Regions from separate parts of the Homo sapiens genome. Here region 1 is linked to region 2. A link is a loop called in an ENCODE intact Hi-C map of the cell type or tissue named here. Cell type or tissue: heart right ventricle. All regions are shown on one strand. Links, peaks and the distances in the headings refer to the core of each region. The heading gives the core; the rest is flanking DNA.

What was found. Peaks named below come from ENCODE experiments on the same cell type or tissue, not always from the same donor. Only the 100,000 strongest peaks of a DNase experiment are listed, where the experiment ranks them.
Region 1: a loop joins it to region 2, with 15 times the contacts of the local background. A loop is called at or near these places in 55 of 110 quality-filtered maps.

The regions. Positions count from the first base shown.
Region 1 is chr11:101,433,506-101,438,890 of GRCh38, reverse strand. It overlaps LOC124902737 (a long non-coding RNA gene), which reads left to right. Exons shown (of 3, transcript XR_007062861.1): 2 at 1,876-2,088; 3 at 2,509-4,165. Among named protein-coding and RNA genes, the nearest start is that of MIR3920, 84 kb to the left of the region's middle. In heart right ventricle, for the core only: a CTCF peak has its summit at 2,160 (motif pointing right); DNase peaks (open chromatin) are centred at 560 and 2,170.
Region 2 is chr11:100,977,640-100,983,024 of GRCh38, reverse strand. It overlaps ARHGAP42 (Rho GTPase activating protein 42), which reads right to left. Exons shown (of 24, transcript NM_152432.4): 22 at 3,976-4,038. Among named protein-coding and RNA genes, the nearest start is that of SNORD13I, 46 kb to the right of the region's middle. RefSeq lists enhancers at 3,721-4,287, 4,288-4,856. In heart right ventricle, for the core only: a CTCF peak has its summit at 2,664 (motif pointing left); no DNase peak of the experiment used is centred there.

The sequences.
Region 1 (5,385 bases), core at 151-5,150, 460 kb before region 2:
AGCTTTTTTTCATATGTTTGTTGGCCACATGCATGTCTTCCTTTGAGAGGGTTCCTGTTTATGTCCTTTGCCCACGTTTTAGTGGGGTTGTTTTTTTCTTGTAAACTTAAGTTCCTTATAAATGCTGGATATTAGACCTTTGTCAGATGCACAGTTTGCAAAAGTTTTCTCCCATTCTGTAGGTTGTCTGTTTACTCTGTTGATAGTTTATTTTGCTGTGCTGAAGTTCTTTAGCTTAATTAGATCCCATTTATCAATTTTTGCTTTCGTTGCAATTGCTTTTGGCATGTTCATCATGAAATCTTTGCCCATGCCTACACCCAGAATGGTATTGCCTAGGTTGTCTTCCTGGGTTTTTTATAGTTTTGGGTTTTACATTTAAGTCTTTAATGCATCTTGAATTGATTTTCATGTATGGTGTAAGGAAGGGGTCCAGTTTCAGGCTTATGCATATAGCTAGCCAGTTGGCCGTCTCCAAGGCAAGGAGCAGCCAGCAGGGAGCAGCTTGTGCTCCAGCTCTGGAGCAGCCTGCCAGGAGGCCTGGAGCACTGTGACACAGACTGGTTTTATGAGTAACTGGTAGCCTCTAATAACCCTGCTCATAACTATGGCATTGGAGATGGGGCCCTGAAGACCATTCATAGAGCCAATGCAATTATGGCCTTGACTTGCACATGGGCCATACACAAGTCATTCCTTCATGTCATCTCCCCCAGCAGTGAGTGAGATGCTGCAATATTTGAGTTTTGCAAATAAATATATTCAAATATAACATAAATATATCTAAAAATAGATTTTTAATAAATAACATTATTTTTAATTTTTACTATGTAAAAGTCCTAATTCTTGTAGAAGATTTAGTAATATTAATCAATGACAACTGTCATCTATTAAACAGACATAAATGGCAGATTCTGTGCTAGGTCTTCAATCTACTTCATCTCATTGAATATGACAACCCTATGTGTAGATATTGTTCTATCAGAGATGACAACATTCAAGTTCAGTCAGATCAAATAACTGGCTCAAAGTTAGATAGCTAATATGTGGTAGAATCAAGATTTAAGTAAGAACTTTTTGGAAATAACAGTAAAGTGCAAGAAGTAGGTATTGGAGTTAAAATGCCTTAATTCGCCTGACTGTGTTTGACGTTTGTGGATGGAGGATGATTTACACACATTTAATGGTGTTGCATCCGTATGTTATAGCATTGCAAAAATGGAAGGACTTATTTCCCACTCTGAGAAGAAAAACAACTCACTCCACACACTATCACAGCTCACTAGGAAAGCCAGTCACTCAGAGGAGCTGCGACGGGCAGAGGGCTACAGAAGCTCAGGTCATGGAGAGAGAGCCCATTTTGCACTGCCATGTCCAGAGTTCACACACACAAAAAGACTGATTTTTTTTTTTTTTTTTTGGTTACAAAGACACAAAAACATAAAGCTAGCATACAAAGAGTGGTCTGTTCTGGTGAGACTCTCGGTTTTGTTGCTGGTTTATTCTGAATTCTCTTATATTTCCTCATCACATAGGTTAAAACAAACACTAGCTCTTTAGCAAGAAAACCTTGGAGCATAAGCACTGCAACTGATCAAAGATGGATACAGAAGGTTCTGATAAATGTATAGCATTTCTTTATTTTTCCTTGCAGAGCATTTGACTCAGTACCTTGTGGAGAAGACAAAAAGATTTGATAATAATCACTGTACCCCTTTTTTCATATATATGGATCCCATCTGACTATTAAAATTGTACTTCATAGTGAAAAAAAAGTAGATGAATGCTTAAACAATGCTTCTTTAATATATCTTATTTTTCTCTGGGTGCACGTCATGTTCTATCTTAACACATTTGCTAATTTAATTTTCACAGTAGTCCCCATCTTGCATCTTAGAGAAGAGAAGTAGCAATCATTGTTCTTGCTGAAGACCAGGATTCTAAACCCAGCGCTTTTAAGACCAAGGCCAGTACTTTATGTATGCAAGCATGTAGAGTAATTGCAAAAGAAGAGGCTCTCTCAAGAGGAAGAGTGTTGAAGTAATTTTCAAAGTCAGGTCAAGTTGCTCCTGTCTATCAGCAGTGAAGGTAGGTAAAGAACAATTTGTCTTTCAATTTGCCAATGAAGGATAGAAGCAAAAAGCATCTTGACCTAGGTAAGCCAGCAGAGGGTGCCATTGTCCCTTCCTGTAGATGTAATCATGCAAGCCCAAGGGGCTCACCTTTCTTGCCTAAAGGAAAAGGTCCAGGCGAGAGGTCCCAAACTTCTCAGGTCATAATGCTCCTGCATCTTCTTTCCACAAAATTTAGATCAGTAAAAAAATTTTCCTATAAGCAAACAGGGAGCTGAGCTTTATGGATACAGGTAACTTAGTATCTTTGAAACCGGCTTTAAGTAATTTTTTTGAACTCACTAGAAAATGTTTTTTCAATGACTAAATGAGACCTGGGAGGACACACAATAGTCCCTGCTGTCTGGCTTTGAATAACTTTAATTTTCTTTTTTAGGAAGAGAGGATTAGTCTGTGAAGAAGCAGCTTTGCCCAGCCCTACCAGAAGAATCAGAGTTTAAACTGCCATAGAGTGATTTCTAACCCCGTCCCCAAACCACCACCACCACCACCATCATCCTAAATTCTCATCCAGCCACCTTGCTGGACCTATTAAACAGTGGACAACACAAGGACTTCTGTCCACAGGAAGCACTTAATAAACAGTGGTTGAATGTGCGAGTGCAGCCCCTGCTTAAATACCCCCAACAGCAACAAAGTGATGTGCACATTCCCCAGCTACCCATCCTGCCACGGTTTTGAGCTGCCCTGCTTGTATGTGTCAGGAGTGAGCATGCTGAAAATCAAGCAAAGAAGATGTTTACATGTGTCTTTTGCTTGCCAGTGGTTACAGACACAGCCTTACTCTCACCATAAACGCTTCAAAAGTACCTGCTGAATTGAGTAAGTAGGAGCTGGCTCTAATTATGAGTAATAAATGAAACTGAGCCAGGAAAATTGAGTATGAAACAGTTTAAGGGGAAGACATTAATGATAAAGTCTGCTCATGTGTGTAACTGCCTCCCACCAGCAGCAGTGGCTGTCCCCTGCCTTAATTAACTTAGCAAAAGAAATAGTTCAGCCTAGAGCTCTTCATGCGGGGATGCAATGAGAGGATGAAGGAGGCAGGGGAAAGCACAGCAAAGATGCCCTAATGGGTTTTCTACATCTAGGTTGATTGACTGTTGAGAAAAGAAAGAACAGCTTGTACTATTCTGGGTAGCATGAGCACTGTAATTTGTGACAGCTATAGGTCATGTATCTATTTTTCTGTCTGACAAGGACGAGGAGCAGCTGGTGGCTGGTACAAACTCAGATTGGCTTGGTCAGGCTGTGAACTATGATAGAGCCTTGGTTTTCAGCCTGAGCTATAATGGAGGAAGGGTATGTGGTTAATGTTTGCATGTCTGTGCAAATTTAACTGTAGTTAACAGATTTGTGGCTGCAGGTGGAAAATGAAGCTTAATGATTCCAATAACTCGTCCTTAATTTCCTTCTGATTCTGAAAACAAGGTAGATTTTATACCTTTCATATCTCTCCCCACTCCCACTGTGGCCACCTTCAATTAAGTCCAAAAACATTATTTTAGTTCTTGTTAAATACTTGGCACCATGCTGGGCACCGAGCAAGTGAGAAGAATGTGGCATGCTCCCTGTCCTTCCAAGAATCATTTAATACAGAAGATAGATAAGTAATCAAATAGGGTGGTAATTGTGATAACAGATCTATGCACAAATGCTACAAAGATGCAGTACAGATAAGGGAGTGATTTCCTCTATTGCTACAGAATAAGGAGAATCATAGAAAACATCTCAATTCATAGAAATGAGGAGACCATATTAAAGAATGCAACTTTCCAATGCATAATTCAAATTCTTCCCTCCTGTAAGGTGATTTAAAAAGTGTTGAAGGGTAAAAAGACTACCTCATCCTTATAGAGAGACTTTCTTCTCTGCCTATCCAAACCTCCCATGCCAAGTGATAGACCTTTGCTACTGTGACCAGATCCCTAGCCGGTGCCCTGCTCATGACCCCCACCCCTTCCTAGGTCATGGCTTCCAACTACAGTAATATATTTTTTGTCTTACAAAATATTCTGGGCTTTTTATTTTATTTCCTTTGGACATTTAAAAAAAAAAGATCCTGCAAAAAGCATTCAGCTGGAGCAGGAGTGTCCAACTTCTGGCTTCCCTGGGCCACATTGGAAGAAGAAATGTCTTGGGCTCCACACAGAATACACTAACACTAACAGTAGCTGATGAGCTAAAAAAATTGCAAAAAAAAATCTCATGTTTTAAGAAAGTTTACAAATTTGCATTGGGCTGCAAAGGCATCCTGGGCCACATGTGGCCAGTGGGCTGTGGGTTGGACAAGCTTGAGCTAGACTGTGCTTGTCTCTGCAAGCCTGAAGTGTCAGTGTTTCCCTTAGGAAAAGAGCATTATCAAAGCTCCATGTAGTTAAACCAAGCCAAACGCATGTGTTGAAACTGTGAACTTCAGAAAGTCAAATACACAGAGTTTCCCGACATCTTCTTGTTCCTAACATGCTCATTAATTCTGTCCTCATTTCCCCTTATCCCTTCTTAACCACACCTTCCATCACTCCTCCCTTTATGGACCTTCTCCCTGTTATGCCACATGCCACAACAAACAGGCCTCCCTCGTAGACACTGTCATCCTTCTCCAGGAAAAAAATTACTAAGTGGAAAGAGGGAGTTGCAATGTCCTATCCCTATAGGAATAGCAATGTGGTTCACTTTTGGGGAACCAATGCAGAATGAACAACAAATGAATAGAAAACTAGTCTTGTATATTTGGAAAGAGCTCATATTCTTGGAATAAATCTATGCCCTCAGATCTTCAGTGGAAGGGAGTAATAAATATATAAATAAAAATAAATATTGAAGTAAATCCTCAGTGGTAAAGAAAATGCATGGGAACTTTTAAAGAAATTGCATGTAATAACTGAATATTCCACAGTGCAACAGCAGTTCTCTTTATATTCCCAGGCTCATTGAGTTAGCCCTGGAGTATTTAAACATTCAATTATGTCCAACCATCAGACTGAGCCTCAAGATTGTAAGAAAACCACCAATAAGGGAATGTCCCCTGAATCCTAGATCCCTAGGATTTGCTGTATTAGCCAAGCACTTAAATCTTTTCAATTTGACTTAGGCTGTATTTCCTGCTTGGGTTTGTCAGGTGATCTACATGGAAAGGAGTCCCTAACTCCAGAGAGTAATTGACAAAAATGTTCATTCTAAAGCAATTCAGGTTATGTTTAGACCATAGCACCGAATGTATATGTATCCTGGAGTCTTCTCAAATTTGGAT
Region 2 (5,385 bases), core at 53-5,052:
GTTTTAACTTACTTCTTCATTAATTTTCACATTTTCTAAAGGAAAATCATTAAATTATTATTTTAAACATCACAAATTTTTTTGCTTATGGGTGTTATGGTGATTTCTGCATCTTATGTGTGTCTTACATATGTAACTGTGTTCTAAACCAGTGATTTATAGCCTTTTAAAAACTCAAACTCACTGGGCAAGGTAACTTTGTTGAGCTTTTTGTCCTTTGTAATTCTAAGCAAAATATTTGTCTTTTAAAATTTGATAATAGAAACATTTGATTGTTTACAATGAACCAGACACTCAATTCTCAATTTATGCTCTTAATTCTCAATTCAGCCTTCAAAACATATTTGTATAGCTTGCCTGTTTATACTACTTTAAAGTGGATCTCTGCTCTGAGTATAACTGAGACCCAGGTGAAGGTTTTAAGGATACTATTTTCCACATGCCTTTATAATGGTAAGACACAGCCTAGCTACATTTGGCTTTTAAAGGGATTTTATAGGTTAAGGAAAACAATTGTAAATAACCAATGTCTGCTTAGGGCTGTGCCGGGCACTATGACATTTTTCTCTATTCCAAAGGTTCTCAAACTTTCATGTACATAAGAATCACTTGGGGAGGGTGACAAAAATGCAGCTTCCCGAGGCCTCAGTCTTGGACATTGTGGTTTATAAGGTCTATGGCAAAACCCTGGAATCTTCATTTTAACAAGTCTTGCAGCATGGTCCCTCCCATTCCAGTGAACTTGCTTTCTTACAGATCTCCAATGATGTCTTAGGAGTTAAAACCAGTGTCCTCTCCTGATCTCCTAAACCATTTTTTGCAGCTTCTACCACTGTTGGTCATGCCTTCTCATCCTGTCCATTCTTCTCTGTCTGAACGTTAAATAAAACCATTCCCCAAAGACCAATGCTTGGCCATTTGTTCTTTTTCATTTAGTAAGCCTCCTTGCTAGGTACCTTCACCTTCACCTATACAGAGTAATTGCTATGTAGAAGTTTCTTAAATGGCATCAAACTCCATGCTGTCTCCTGGTTCCAGCTGCACCTTTCTAACTGCCTCTCATTGGCCCTCACAGCCTCCTCAAACCCTATGGCCAAAATTTTCCCTTCCTCCTACATATGCACAAGCTAAGATCAGAAGCTAAACCACCATTCTTTCCAACACTGTCTCAGAGACTTGGAAACTTCTTTTCCTGTCTCTGATTCCCAATATCAAAACAGCTGCCCAATCCTGATCCTATTCATAAAAATCTCCTTATAGCTTTTCATCCCTTTGCTACTCTCCTGATTAAGGCCTTTTAAATCTCACCAGTTCCATCCTAAATGGTTGACTGTTCTCTCCCCTTCACAACCTGCTGGAAAATGATCTGTTCTGGTGCATCATAGATTAGATCACCCCTGTGTTCAATGACCTGCAGTGCCTGCAGCAATGCTGGGGGGGTTACTTTTCCGTGGCTCAAGGCCATCCACTAAAATCTCCCAACTGGTCTCTTTCCAAAATATGGCTAGTCTTCCTACTGCCTCTACTGGTTCTATCTCTTTCAAGGTCTAATTCAAGGGTAACCTTGAGCTCCTTAGGAAAAAAACAAAAATGAGACAGGCATTGTAGAAGGTCAGGGAAATTCCCTCAACTTCTATGAGTCATTCAGTTTTATTTAAGAGTACAAAAGAATATCAGGTAACTGTTAAGAGTTAGTGTTTAAATACCACTAATATATTAATCAGAGGCTTGAGTGTCTTAGGCAAGCAGTTTCAACAATAATTATGATAATAGTTATTAATGTAGAAACCATCTACAGAGCACCTGTCATGTTCAAACACAGTATTGTGTACATTCCCAACAATGTGGCAAGCTGAGAATTATGATCTTCATTGTATGGATAAAGAAAACAGATTCCCCAACATTGGTAACTCTGAGGTTACACGAACTAGAAAGTGGTGACCTAAAAATTTGAACTAGGGTCTGTCTGACCTAAAGTTCATTCATGTTCCCCTGTGCCTCAGTGAAAAGTTGTCACACAAATCACAAGTGTTGTGAACTGACAGACTGTAACTCTGAAGGTAGAGCTGAGTGAGCTCTAAGTTTATGCTGATCCCCACTAAAAGTTGATTTAGAGTATTCAGAATGCAAAAACATATTAAAGAAGTATGAGTTGGCTGGGTGCAGTGGCTCATGCCTGTAATCCCAGCACTTTGGGAGGCTGAGGCGGGTGGATCACCTGAGGTCAGGAGTTCAAGACCAGCCTGGCCAACCTGGTGAAACCCTGTCTCTACTAAAATTACAAAAATTAGCTGCACATGGTGGCACACACCTGTAATCCCAGCTACTCGGGAGGCTGAGGCAGGAGAATCACTTGAACCTGGGAGGCAGAGGCTGCAGTGAGCCAAGATCGCACCACTGCACTCCAGCCTGGTGACAGAGCGAGGCTCTTTCTCAAAAAAAAAAAAAAAAAAAAAAAAAAAAAAGAAGAAGAAAAAGAAGTATGATTTGACTGTTGAACATCTGAGTGTATTTTTATTATATGATAGCTTTCTGATTTACTTCATCCATAGCTTGTTTTCTTAAAGCTCTACGGGGATTACCTCTTTGATTATGATTACCTGAGTTTTTACTTAACAGGCTGACTTTTTAGAGCTTCCTAATAAAAGGGCTCCATCTAGTGAGCAATTCAACTACGTAGCATGGCAGAAGAAGTAGCAAGGTTAAATCCCTTACACTAAAGCCTAAAAATCAAGACAATCTCAGAGAAATGATGTTTGCTGTGACATGCATGGGGCTTAGTTTTCACCATGCTTCGGTCAAAAGGAAGATAAAGACACTGCTGACAGAGGTAAGGTTCACATGCTCTTGGCTCAGCTATTTAAATGCTAGGCACTGACCATTATTCTAGGAAGATACCAAAGTGGCTCTACTCTCTGCAGTTAAAAAAACCTAATACATGAGGGCCCTTACTGGGCTTTGAACAAAACCAAAGAGAGTTTGAAGGTTATTGTTATTGTTATTCTTAATAACTATCACATGCCCAGTACTGTCTAGGTACTTTATAAATGTTTGCTGAAAAAGTCCATATACTTTTACAGGTTGATAAAAATTATTTGGTTAAATAACTTTTAGAGGAACTATACAACAACTATACAACAGTATCTGTGATTCCTTTCCTTCACAGCCTCAATTAGCCAGACATTGGATGCTCAAAAATGTGTTCGTACATCTAAAGGAAAAATCAAGGTTTGTTATTCAAGTTCTCACATTTATATGCTCTTTCAACAATAGGCATTGAGTGTCTCCTACCTGTACTAGCAGCTGATAGTAAAAAAAAAAAATAATGAAAAGCCTCTGACTTTATGAAATTCCATTATTCAAATTAAAAACCGAAGCCCACTGTAGATCAAGAATAAATTTGAAAGCAAGAAGAGTAAAGTAGGAACTTTAGAAGCAAGCACATTAGTAGAAGCAAGATGTAACAACTCATATCCTTTTAATAATGGAATGGAATGTAAAATCTGAGAACCCCTAATGAAATTATGTACTCTAAAAACAGAGTCGCTTTGGGCAATTAACTCTACAACATCTCTGAGATCCTTAAGGATAACCATATTTTTCCATGGATATTCATGATGATTCCTCCAGAAAAAGTTATATAACTTTTAAAAATCAAGAACATGCTTTTGAAAAGTGGTCCCAAAATGACTGTCATCAAAGATGTATAAAGGATTATAGCAATTTTTATCTTCTAGGAAATGTGTTTGTTTAGAGCCCTTCTACTGTGAAGATTTCAGCAAATGAGACATCACTATAACAATGTGAGATGATATATGCTGTTTACAGACATGACTTCCTGTGAAGGGCCAGTGGACTTAAATTTGACCATCTGCATAATGGAGAGGCGGAGCTGTCACAGAGAGTGTCATGTCAATACAAAGCAACAATGTCACCACTTTTTTTTAGATGCATTTAAGGGTTTGGAGAACTTACCGCCCAGAAGAAACTGGTTTAGGTGAACCAACATTTTCAAACAGTTGAGCTTTTGCTGCCACTCTGAAAAATGATTTAAAATGCAAGTTTCATGAAGTCAATCACATTCAGTTCTGCTCAAAGTGAAATTCATGATTGCCAGTTAAACAAGACAAAAAATGGTTGAGAACCATTGCCAAAATTAGAAGGGAATTTTAATTGTTTTAACCTTTAATGTCAATGAGATTTTTAGATCTAACCTCCAGCTTACAGAGTACCAGGCTGTAATTAACCAATAGCTACTTCCTCTGGGGATCTTACTATCCTCATCCTTTTTATCTCAGAAAACCATGGGAGCAGTAAAAGGAACATTTTCTCTCTACTCTGCTCCCAGCAGCACGGCTATTGACTCCTGTGGAGCCACGAGTGAAGATGCAAAGAATCAAATCAACATGACAAAAGAACTGTTGTTCATTCTTTTAGCTAAGAAAACACTAATTATAATACTATTGATGTATTTTTTTAATATGTGAACATATGTCTGTAAAGTGAAAAGGGCAAACTCTGAAAATATGGCCAATAAACAAATCTGTAGATTTACATCTTGTTTCAAATCATGGAGGGCAAGGCAGAGAGGATATGTTCTAATTGAACAGGTAAGACTATCAGGTATGACTAAAAAGAATTGAAAGAGTTTCTATATTTACTGGAAGACTCTATAAAATTCCTTGATGTTCTAAGCTAGATTTTTAAAAAATCTATCTTATTTCTTTAATTGACAAACTCTTCTCCCAGAGCCAAGCCATTTGATTATCTCAAAGATCATTTTACACCTAATATAGAACACACACTTTAATCATTTGAATTTCTACTTTATGGGTACAATCACAAAAGAGAAACTCTTCTCTTTCCTCCACCAAGAATGGAGTTTATATTCTCTCATCTTCCCTAATACATTGGCTTAACATTTCTTTCCCTTAATGGGCAGAACTACACACAGTGGGGAGTAGACACACTGACAAATATATTTGCCTATACCACTGTAACTGGATTTCTAACCAAAAGAGATAAGGTACATTGAACATGCTCTGCAACCAAAAGGTTCCTGTCAGAGAAAAGGATGAACTAATGAATTTATGACACAGTTCCTATAGAAACAGGCTTAGTAAAATGTCTTACTGGACTTTTAATGAATAATTAAAATGTCAGGAAGAATGCCATCATATTAAAAATGGAGAAGGTAAAACAGAAGGAGCACAGAATTGTAGTCAGAGAACCCTAGGTTGGAAACGGTAGAAAAGCATCAGTTCTCGTCATCTCTAAAATGTGGTTTATACTACCCATTTCCAAAGGACACTGCAGACCTTAAAAGAGATAACTCATGTAAAGACATCCAGTAATGGCTCAGAGAGCATTAGGAAATTCTCAGCA